2 separate regions of the Homo sapiens genome follow, and region 2 is linked to region 1. The links are chromatin contacts, found by Hi-C or POLR2A ChIA-PET in ENCODE. All regions are on one chromosome and are shown on one strand. The core of a region is the stretch at or near the end of the contact, and the rest is flanking DNA. Distances in the headings are between cores, read along the strand shown.

Region 1 (5,133 bases), core at 1,813-4,312:
TTAGTTCTCTCTGGCTGCAAGGAAGGGTTAATATTGAGGAAATACATGGCCATGCATCACAGCGACACGTTCTGAGAAATAACATTGTTAGGTGATACCAGTGTTGTGTGAACATCCATAGCGTACACTCACACAAACCTAGACAGTATAGCCTACTACCACGCCTAGGCTATTGCTATATAGTATATGGTATAGCCTATTGCTCCTAGGCTACAAACCAGTACAGCATGTTACTATACTAAATATCTTAGGCAACTGTAACACAGTGGTATTTGTGTATCTAAATTTACCCAAACATAGAAAAAGTATAGTGGGCCGGGACTGGTGGCTTACGCCTTTAATCCCAACACTTTGGGAGGCCAAGGCAGGCAGATCACTTGAGGTCAGGAGTTCGAGACCAGCCTGGCCACCATGGGAAAACCCCATCACTACAAAAAATACAAAAATTAGCCAGACATGGTGGCACACGCCTGTAATCCCAACTACTTGGGAGGCAGAGGCATGAGAATTGTTTGAACCCAGGAGGTGGAGGTTGTAGTGAGCCAAGATGGTGCCACTGCACTCCAGCCTGGGTGACAGGGCAAGACTCTGTCAAAGAAAAGAAACAGTACAATAAAAACAGTATCATAATTTTCTGGGACCACTGTCACAGCACATGACACATATATATTCCTCTGCCCCATTCCCTCCTCAAACCCCGAGCAACTTGATCTTGGTATAAAAAGTGGCCAAGAGGCTGGGCGTGGTGGCTCATGCCTGTAGTCCTAGCACTTTGGGAGGCCGAGGCGGGTGGATCACCTTAGGTCAGGAGTTTGAGACCAGCCTGGCCAACATGGTGAAACCCTATCTCTACTAAAAATATAAAAATTAGCCAGGCGTGGTGGTGGGCACCTGTAATCCCAGCTACTTGGGAGGCTGAGGCAGGAGAATTGCTTGAATCCAAGAGACGGAGGTTGCAGTGAGCCGACCTGGTGCCACTGCACTCCAGCCTGGGCGATAGAGTGAGACTCCATCTCAAAGAAAAAAAAAAAAAAAAGTGGCTATGGAAAACTCAGATACAAGTTGGTGTGGACGAGTTAGGGCTGACCTAACCTATGAAAAGTAGTACAGCCTGACCCGAAAGGCCTAGTGTATTTTGAAACAAATTTATAATTGTTTCAGAAGAACGTTCTGGGCCAGCTGCAGTGGCTCAGACTTGTGATCCCAGGACTCTCGGAGTCCAGAGCAGGAGGATCACTTGAGGCCAGGAGTTCAAGACCAGCCTGGGCAGCACAGTGAGATCCCATCTCTACAAAAAATAAAAAAGAGAACATTCTGCTGCCAGAGCAGGGCCCCAGTTGCTCAGAAAGTGAAGAGGAAAGGAGGCATTCTTTTGTTAATCCAGGGTGGTTTTCTGGTCAGTAAGACACTGCCTTGCATTTGCTCACAAAGGACTATGGGTTTTGTGAGATTAAACCACAGACAACGAAAGTACTTTGGACCTTATGAAGCCCTGTGCAAATGTCAGATGTCTTATGGAAGTGTAGGGTAAATTCTGTTGCAGCAAGCTACAGTGAATGAGGACACTGGTGACTTTTGACCATATTTATTTTCTTTAGCAATAAATTGTGTAACTCTAATCTACACAAAGGAATCAACAGAAGTATAAGTGGCAAATTAGAAGGTTAAAAAAACTCTGTAACTATATATTTTTTCTCAGCTTTTTAAAACAAGATTAACACTGTATGGTTGGGTTTGTAACATAGATAATAAGGGTAATAATAACACAAAACAGAGATGAGGGACAAGTTAAAAATAAAGGAATTAATGTTATACGAGAAAATAGCTACTTTCTACAAAATAAGGCAGTATAGAAGAAACAAAAAGATGTGACAGGTGGGCGCAGTGACTCATGCTTTTACATAATCCTAACGCTTTGGGAGGTCGAAGGGGGAAGATCGCTTGAGCCCAGGAGTTCAAGACCAGCCTAGGCAACATGGAGAGACCTTGTCTCCACAAAAAAAAAAAATTAGCTGGGCGTAGTCGCACACATCTGTGTTGCCTACTACTTGGGAGGCTGACGGGGGTGGATCGCTTGAGCTGGGGTTGTCAAGGCTTCAGTGTGCTATGATTGCGCCATTGCACTCCAGCCTGGGTGACACAAGACCCTGTATCAAAAAACAACCAAAAAAAAAAAAAAAGTGACATATAGAAAAGAAATAGCAAAATGGTCGGTGTACATGAACTCACAACATGTTGGGCCTGGGTGGTTGACACATTAAATGTCTGGCCAATTGAGCAAGACAGCCATTGATTGCCCCATTCTACATCCACAGAAGCAGAACCAGACAGGAAGTGATGAGATTTGCACGTGGGTCACATAGCTGACCTGTGGCAGAGGTGGCGTCTCAGCTACTGGCCGTTAGCTGTGCCTTCTGTTTGTGGCATAACACCATATTGCCTTAATGCCCTCGAAGTTTTATTTGTCTAGTTTGTTGTTATTGACATTGGAGGACAAGTCCTTTTTTTTTTTTTGAGACAAGAGTCTCTCTCTCTCTCTCCCCCAGACGGGAGTGCAGTGGCGCCATCTCCACTCACTGCAACCTCCGCCTCCAGGGTTCAAGCAATTCTCTGCCTCAGCCTCCCAAGCAGCTAGGATTACAGGCGCCCGCCACCACGCCCGGCTAATATATTTGTATTTTTAGTAGAGACGAGGTTTCACCATGTTGGCCAGGCTGGTCTTGAACGCCTGGTCTCATGTAATCTGCCCGCCTTGGCCTCCCAACGTGCTGGGATTACAGGCTTGAGCCACCGCGCCCGGCCGTGTTTTTTTTTTCTTCAGTTAAGTTGGGATAAAAAACGGCACCTACGTGCTTCGGGGCCTGTAGTGAGAATGGTGGACACGATTATTGTCGTTACGGCTCCTAAAACCCAGCGCGGCGAGAGCAGACTACAGCGGTGTCAAGGTTCCAAGTATTCCCCGCGGGCCTTATCCCAAGGGAGCAGCTTCTCCACGCCCCGCGACGGCGCCTGCGCAGACTCCGTGAGCGGGGTCGTGACCGGTGGGGCCAAGACTGGGCTGCGGGCGGGGAAGGCTTCCGTGCATTTACGTAGGGTGCAGGGCGTGGCCCGTTGGGGGCGGGGATTTGGGCGGTGTCGGTGCCCGCCCGGACTCCGTGAGCGGTGGGCGGAGCTGCGTGCTCTGGGGTGTGAGGTGGGGCGGACCCCGCGGCGGCGGCGCGGCTGACGTGGAGCGTCCGGGTTAGCGGGTGCGGCGAGCTGCGGGATTGGGGAGCAACGGGCCGGGCCGGGCCTTCGGGCCCGAGGCGGCGGCGGCGGTATAAAGCCGGCGACTGGGAGCATGTAATGTCGGAATGCGGAGGCCGCGGCGGCGGCAGCAGCAGCAGCGAGGACGCCGAGGACGAGGGAGGGGGCGGCGGCGGCCCCGCGGGCTCAGACTGCCTCAGCTCGAGCCCGACCCTGGCCACAGCGTCCTCGGCGGGCCGGCTCCGTCGCGGGCTGCGTGGCGCCTTCCTCATGGCGCGCCAGCGGCCGGAGCTGCTCTGCGGGGCCGTGGCGCTCGGCTGCGCGCTGCTCCTCGCCCTCAAGTTCACCTGCAGGTGAGGCGGCCCGGACCCTGGGGCCCCGCTAGGGCGCTCCCCTTGCTCTGCCGCCTGGAGCCTGCAGGGCCGGGTCGCAGCGGCCTCAGCCGGGGAAGTCGGGCCTGACCTTGCCCAGGACGGCTGACCCCTCCCGGAACCTGCGGCCACGGCTTCCCACCTTCTCCTCGCCCCGGCCCGCCCGCGGACATTATGGCGAGGCTTCCGGGTGGAGCCCTGCGCCCTATCGTCCCGCTTTAGTGCCGAGGGAGGCGGGTCGGGGGTGCTCCTCACCTGTTGGAGTCACTAGGGGTGGACCTGTCACTTCGGCCCGGGCTGTAGGACCCTCATTTCTCACCGATTTCATTCCCCTTAAGCTTCAGGTGTAGTGATCCACAACCTTGCGAGAGTTCCAGACCCCTTTTAGAATTCCCGCACTCATTGATCTAACGATTATTTTTATTTTGAGACGGAGTCACGCATTGTGTCCCAGGCAGGAGTGCAGTGGCGCGATCTCGGCTCACTGAAACCTCCGCCTCCCGGGTTCAAGGGGTTCTTCTGCCTCAGCTCCTGAGTAGCTCGGATTACAGGCGCGCGCCACCACGCCTGGCTAATTTTTGTATTTTTAGTAGAGACAGAGTTTCACCACGTTGGCCAGGCTGGTCTCGAACTCCTGACCTCACGTGATCCACCCGTCTCGGCCTCCCAAAGTGCTGGGATTACAGGCGAGAGCCCCGCACCCGGCCTGATCTAACGATTATTTATCTGCACCTACTATGTGCCGGACGCTCGTCCGGGTGAACTTTTTGCTCCCTTGAGTGGATGGGACAGTGAACAAGTAAATATAATTTTTTAAAGCTTCAGTGCTATGCAGGGCATAGAAACGATGGCGGTGGGGAAAGACTTCCTAAGGAAGTGACATTTGAAGCTTATACAAAAAGGAGAAGGGACCAGCGCTGGGAAGATCCCGGGGGAGCGTGTCCACGGTAGAGCGAACAGCAAATGCAGAGTTTCTGAGGCTGGGCAAGCTTGGTGTTTCCCTGGAATTGATAAAAAGGCCTGACAGTAGGCTGGGGTGTAGGGGGTAGGAACATGAAAGTTCATGTGTGTCTTTTCAGGAATGTACACACATACAAAATTTGCTGTATATTTCAGGTGTACTTCTGGTCTCCCAAATCCACAGTGGGTCTTTTGGGATTCCAGTTTATAAGATCTGTATTGCTACTATGATATCTGTGATTTCACCTCGGAACATTTTTGAGTTTATTTAGCACGATATGTGGCCAGTTGTCAAAGAGGTGTCAAAAGATCGGGGATTTTAGTGGAAAGATAAATTATAATAACTCTCAGTGAGCATTTTCCATAGGCCAGGTACTGTCAGCAGGGTTTCTCCGTCTTGGCACTGTTGATATTTTGGGTCAGATAATTCTGTGTTGTGGGGGCTGCCCTGACTACTGTAGGATGTCTAGCAGCATCCCCGGCCTCTACCCACTAGATACCAGTAGCACACCCCACAAGATGTAACAACTACAATGGCTTCAGACATTGTTAGATG
Region 2 (5,203 bases), core at 791-3,290, 600 kb before region 1:
GGCCAGTGGCACAGCAGGAAGACTACGGTCCCTGGGAACAGGAAGGGGAGGCAGCTACCCGTCCTAGGGCTTGTGATACTAAGCTGAGGCCAAAGGCAGGAAGAGGTCAGCTGGCAGGAGGCATGAGAACAGGTTCACACCCAAGCCCCATCATTCATCTGCTCCCATTTCCTCGGCTATAAAGTGGGGCTCCATCGTATCGAGCAGGATTTTAAACATGGTTAAGATGTGACTTCAGAGCAGCCAGCCTGGCACAGGGCCTGGGGCAGCTTCTCTTTATCTCCGAGAATAGGTTGCTGGACACAGAAGTTATTTAGTACCGTGAAGCTAACACTAGCACACCAAGTCAGAAGTTTTCTGGAAAACATTTCACCCTGAAGTGCTGCTTTTCCATTCATTCTGCAAGGTGCTGGAAAGCACAGGCTTTCACATAAAGATGTGAATTCTGAAATTATGTGGCTCTTTGTCGTGTTCTCATGTCTTGAGAAATCAGTGGAGGCTGGTGTGCGTTTTTAATCATATTCCCTTCGAAGTAGCACACAGAGACCTCCTGAATATTTCAACCACGGGCTCAATAAATTATGTCCAAGTTTCAAGAGAAAGACAGTAAATGAAAGAACATTAAATTTTATGAGCATCAAAATGTTGTTTTCCTTTGAGAGTCTCTTTCTCACACCCAACAGCACTCCCGTAAAGCTGCCAAGAGCCTCCTTCAGGTAAAGGCTGGCTTGCTCCTCCCAGGAAGGGGTATGCAGCCATTCATTTGTGCCAAGCAGTAATTCATGAACACCAGCACCTGGACAGAGGGAAGACTGTGCTCAAATGTGAGCGAGCACTGTGGGGTACTGGTCTGGGGGATGAACTTGGAGCTGGACGGCCAGGATTCTGTCCCAGTCTGCCAGTAACTTGCTGGGTGACCTTGGGTAAATCATTCAACCTCTCTGGACCTCAGTTTCTGCATCTGAAAAATGGTGGCCATAGGAGCTCTTACATGATAGCGTTGTTATGAGGACTAAATGAGCCAATATACAACTCAAGCTTCGTAAAAGACACAAGATTCTGATTCTTACAGCTTTGATTGACACACAGAACTGGGCACATCCCTACAACTTCCTTAAGCCCCACAGACATTACAATGGAAAGACGAGATGGTATAGTTTAAAACAACAACATGGAATTTAAGGGCTTGAATCTGGGACCACACTTCACTGGCTGTGTCCCATGAACGGGGCAGCCATTGTTTCTACACAGCTCTGAACACCCCTAAGCCTCATGGTTTCATCAGCAACATGGAGACTGTAATCTCTTCTCTCCATGGGACACTGAAGATATGACCGAGATCTTGTATGTTAAAATGCCAAGCATACACTCTTGCCCTCAGGAGGCATGCAGCAGACATCTGTGACTTTTCTTCCCTTGCAGAGGGCAACAGGCAATAAAACTTTTTCTCTGGGTGACTCATATCCCCATGATATACGCAGTGAAGGTAAGTGCAAAAGTATCACAATGCTTCCCTGCCTAGGCCACCCCCAACAGAGTGGCTCATCAAATGTGATCTTCTTCTGTTTTCTATTCAACAGTCAGCATTACAAGACCACATCTACCTCCCAGAATCTGGGAGAGGTAAAAGAGTTCACGTTCTCAGCAGCATCTATGAAGCTGGGGTCTCAAGCCTAAATTTCTTTACTTCCTGGCACGAAGCACTGTGCTGGAAATGACCTGGCAGCTACGGAGTCACTAGCCCACAGCTGCTCTAATCCCTACAATGGGAATGTCATGAAGACAACAAGTGGGTCCTTGTGGCAGAGATACTGGTGCTCACCATGCACCCTACCTGCTCCCCAAGCTTCCCAGCCCCCTCTGCACAACAGGGCACAAGCTTCTGACTTAGGGCCAACGAGTTCCAGGTGGAAGTGACAAATGTTTCTTCTGAGTCATAGCATAGGACTGCTGGCGTGTGACCCTGCACCATCCCTTCCCTGTAACACTAAGTGAGAAAGCCATGGTGTGGCCACAAGATGGGAGCCTCTGTCCACCTAGATTTCTGAGTCATTATGTGGAGCAGAACAGTCCCACTGTTGCCCTTGGGCAACCCATGTTGGACACATACGAACAGGAAATAAGCTTTTATTTTGTTAAAGACCGAGATTGAGGATCATTTGTTACTGTGGCAGAACCAATCCTATTCTGACATGTGTCAACTTGACAACCCTGTATCTTCCTAGCTCTCTCACAATGGGCCTGAAAGTCTGAGGAAAGGCACAGAGGCCAAAGACATTTGTTAAAGGCAGCTTTGCAACAGCCACAGGAAGTAGGTATCATGATATCCTTTTACCCAAGAAGAAACTGGTCTCAGACACATTAAATCATTTGTTCAAGGTCATACAAATCACAAGTGGTGAAGTCAGAATTTGAACCCAGGTCTATCCATCACAAGACTTGTATTCTGTCTGCTATATGGGCCCAGGCAGTACTTTCTAATGAGTTTGTCTGTGAAAGCCCCAAATACAATTCAAATCTCTCCTTGGGCTCCAATAATAATAGTAACCATAGGTTGGATGCGTTCCACAGGCCAGACACTCTTCTTGGTCCTTTATCAATATTCCTTCACTGTAATCATCACGTCTCTTCAAGGCATTATGCCCATTCTACAGGTAAGGAAATAGGGGCTTAGAAGAGACTGTAGGATGAGTTCTCATAACCTCATGGTGAAGTAAATAGAGGAAAGATGCCAGTGGTGACAGACAAAGGATAGGGGCCCCTTTAGTGGATGGAAGGCAAAGACTCCACGTAAAAGGCTATAAAGCGGGACACTGAGGAACACTCTCCACTGGAGGATCTCAGACCTTCAAGAACCCACAAAGATGCTTCAATGCCCAAGATACCACATGCTCCGGGTGACCTAATCAGACTCTTAGAGATGTTTGCTGCCGGGGTTGTGAAAGAGAGACAGGGGAGATCGTCCCTTCTGGTCCCTCCCGACTGTTCTCGCAGTTCTAGCCTCTTGTCTACCTGGCCACCAGGTGCAAGTTACTGATAATAACCTCACACTGCCCCCAAGTGGTCACTCTGCTCCAGATGACTCACAGACCAACGTTTCCAGAACTCCAAACACAAATCTGTTCAATGCAAAACCATGCTCTTCCCATTCTGTCTCCCACATCCATCCATCCTTACTATTACATGCCAAGCACTGTCTAGACACTGGGGATACAACAGGGAACAAACAGATAAAAGCTCCTTCCTCCTCTGAGCTTACATCCTAGAGCTCAAGGTTAGGAATGCTTACTGACTGAGGAACATTGTCTTTATGCCCCGTTACAGAGAATAGGACTTCAAACAAAAGGTTGGGCTTCAATAGAAATTCTCCTTCCTTTGCAGAGACCAGATTCTGCATCTGAGAAATTAACCAGGATTTCTACAGCTGCATTCCATTCTAGTTAGTTTCTCCAGGGAAGGAGAAGAAGGGGAGGAGGATGGAGAAGATGACGATGATGAAAACAAAGATGAAAAAGAAAACAATTTTTGGCTAAGAAACTAAACCTGATCATTATGTCTTGGATTTAAATCTAAAAAGTGATCGTCTCCAATTCCTCATTTGATGCTAAAAGACCCTTTTTCAGTGACCCTCATGGTGAACATCTCTCTTTTTCTCTCTGCCCAAGATGAATTCCCCTCTTTTTTGGCTAATGGAATCCTGCTTTTTCTTAAGAAACCACCTCTCTTCCTAGTGATCTGGGGAAGCTGACCAAACGCCCCCACTGACTGTTGGCCACGTGCCCTGGCCCTGCCAATGAGTGTATTTCATCCTTTAGCCACAGTGACTGGTTCAGGGATGGCAGAAGACTCAAGTCAGGCCAATAAGAGTCAATTCCAAGAATCTTGTTAGAGCTACTGGGAGAGAAACCCTCTCTTCATGACAAGAATTGCTAAGCTCATAGGACATAAGCTTGGAGCTGCTAGGATCCATCACATATAGAGAAAGCCTTCCTAAGAATGAAGACCACAAAAAAGAAAGCAGAGAGCAACAGCAGGAAGAGAACATCCACATTTGCTCATCTGACCTCTGGATGCAACCCTGCCAAAGGTTACACCAATCCTTGGATGTCCAGTTTTCATCACTCAAAAAGCTTCATTTCTTGTTAAGCCCAGTTTGAGTTTTCTGTCATTTGGATTAGAGTCCTGACTCACAGAGCCACCAAGTAACTGCCCAGTTTCTGCTTCAACACCTCCACTCACAAGAAACTCACTACCCATAATCTTTTTTTTTTTTTTTTTTTTTTTTGAGACAGAATCTCACTCTGTCGCCCAGGCTGGAGTGCAATGGCACGATCTCAGGTTACCACAACCTCTGCCTCCCAGGTTCAAGAGATTCTTCTGCCTCAGCCACACAAGTAGCTGGGATTACAGGCATGCGCCACCACGCCTGGCTAATTGTTTTTATATTTTTAGTAGAGACGGGGTTTCACCATGTTGGCCAGGCTGGTCTTGAACTCCTGACCTCAGGTGATCCACCTGCCTCAGCCTCCCAAAATGCTGGAATTACAGGTGTGAGCCACCATGCCCGGCTGCCACTTATTATGAAACAGTCATGATGGCGCAGGTCTCTTTCCACTGAATTCAAAGTTGTCTGTGTGTAGTCCTAGGACAGCCCATGACGGCCACAGGTGGAACAAGTTTAACCTCTCCCTCCATGTGACACTCCTAATCTGGGGGACTCTAAGCTGCAGGGCAGCATCATGAATCCTCCATCTGGAAACACTGTTATGATTTTGGGCCATATGTTGTTAAACATGTTTCTTTCAACCTCTTTCAATCAATAAATATTCCACAAGCGCCTCCCACATGGAAGGTGGGTCTGGGGGTGGGGATGGGGTAGGGGTCTGCAGGGAGAGATTCCATAGAGTCTCATCTCCCAGGCCCCTGCCACCCAGGAAGGCAACAGGTCAAGGATGATGTCCCTTATCAAGCTAGCCATTTCTGATTTGCCTATGGGGATATAGTATGGGCTGTGTGTTCTGGGAGACCTGGTGTGAATGCTGCTGTGTGACCTCACACAAATTACACAGCCTTTCTGAGACTCAGTTTTCTCATCTACAAGTGGAAACTTTAATGATACAGATTTCCTGAAGCTGTGAGGAGAACGTGACACCCCTTGTGGGAACCTGTGCACAACGCCTGATGCACGGTGAGAACCTAAGAG

What was found. A loop is a pair of places that touch in the nucleus more often than their neighbours do. ChIA-PET counts read pairs that join two places held with the same protein, here RNA polymerase II (POLR2A).
Region 2: a map of PC-9 shows a loop between it and region 1 (5-fold over the local background). The contact joins the enhancer-like site here to the promoter of TXNDC11-AS1 in region 1. A Hi-C loop is called at or near these places in 1 of 168 maps with a recorded cell type or tissue (PC-9). POLR2A ChIA-PET finds 5 or more read pairs at or near these places in 1 of 52 experiments (HEK293).

What each region holds. Positions count from the first base shown.
Region 1 is chr16:11,740,943-11,746,075 of GRCh38, reverse strand. TXNDC11-AS1 (TXNDC11 antisense RNA 1) reads right to left here and starts at 3,062. Exons shown (of 1, transcript NR_186412.1): 1 at 1,570-3,062. TXNDC11 (thioredoxin domain containing 11) reads left to right here and starts at 3,219. Exons shown (of 12, transcript NM_015914.7): 1 at 3,219-3,599. The coding sequence starts at 3,346. RefSeq lists silencers at 2,717-3,239, 3,102-3,771.
Region 2 is chr16:12,338,453-12,343,655 of GRCh38, reverse strand. The region is part of intron 15 of SNX29 (sorting nexin 29); the gene reads right to left. Among named protein-coding and RNA genes, the nearest start is that of SNX29-AS2, 32 kb to the left of the region's middle. RefSeq lists an enhancer at 1,135-2,334. Within about 2 kb of position 2,040, at least 2 of the 41 ENCODE cell types and tissues checked have a DNase peak (open chromatin) inside an H3K27ac peak, as active enhancers do; they include PC-9, where a contact is called at or near this core.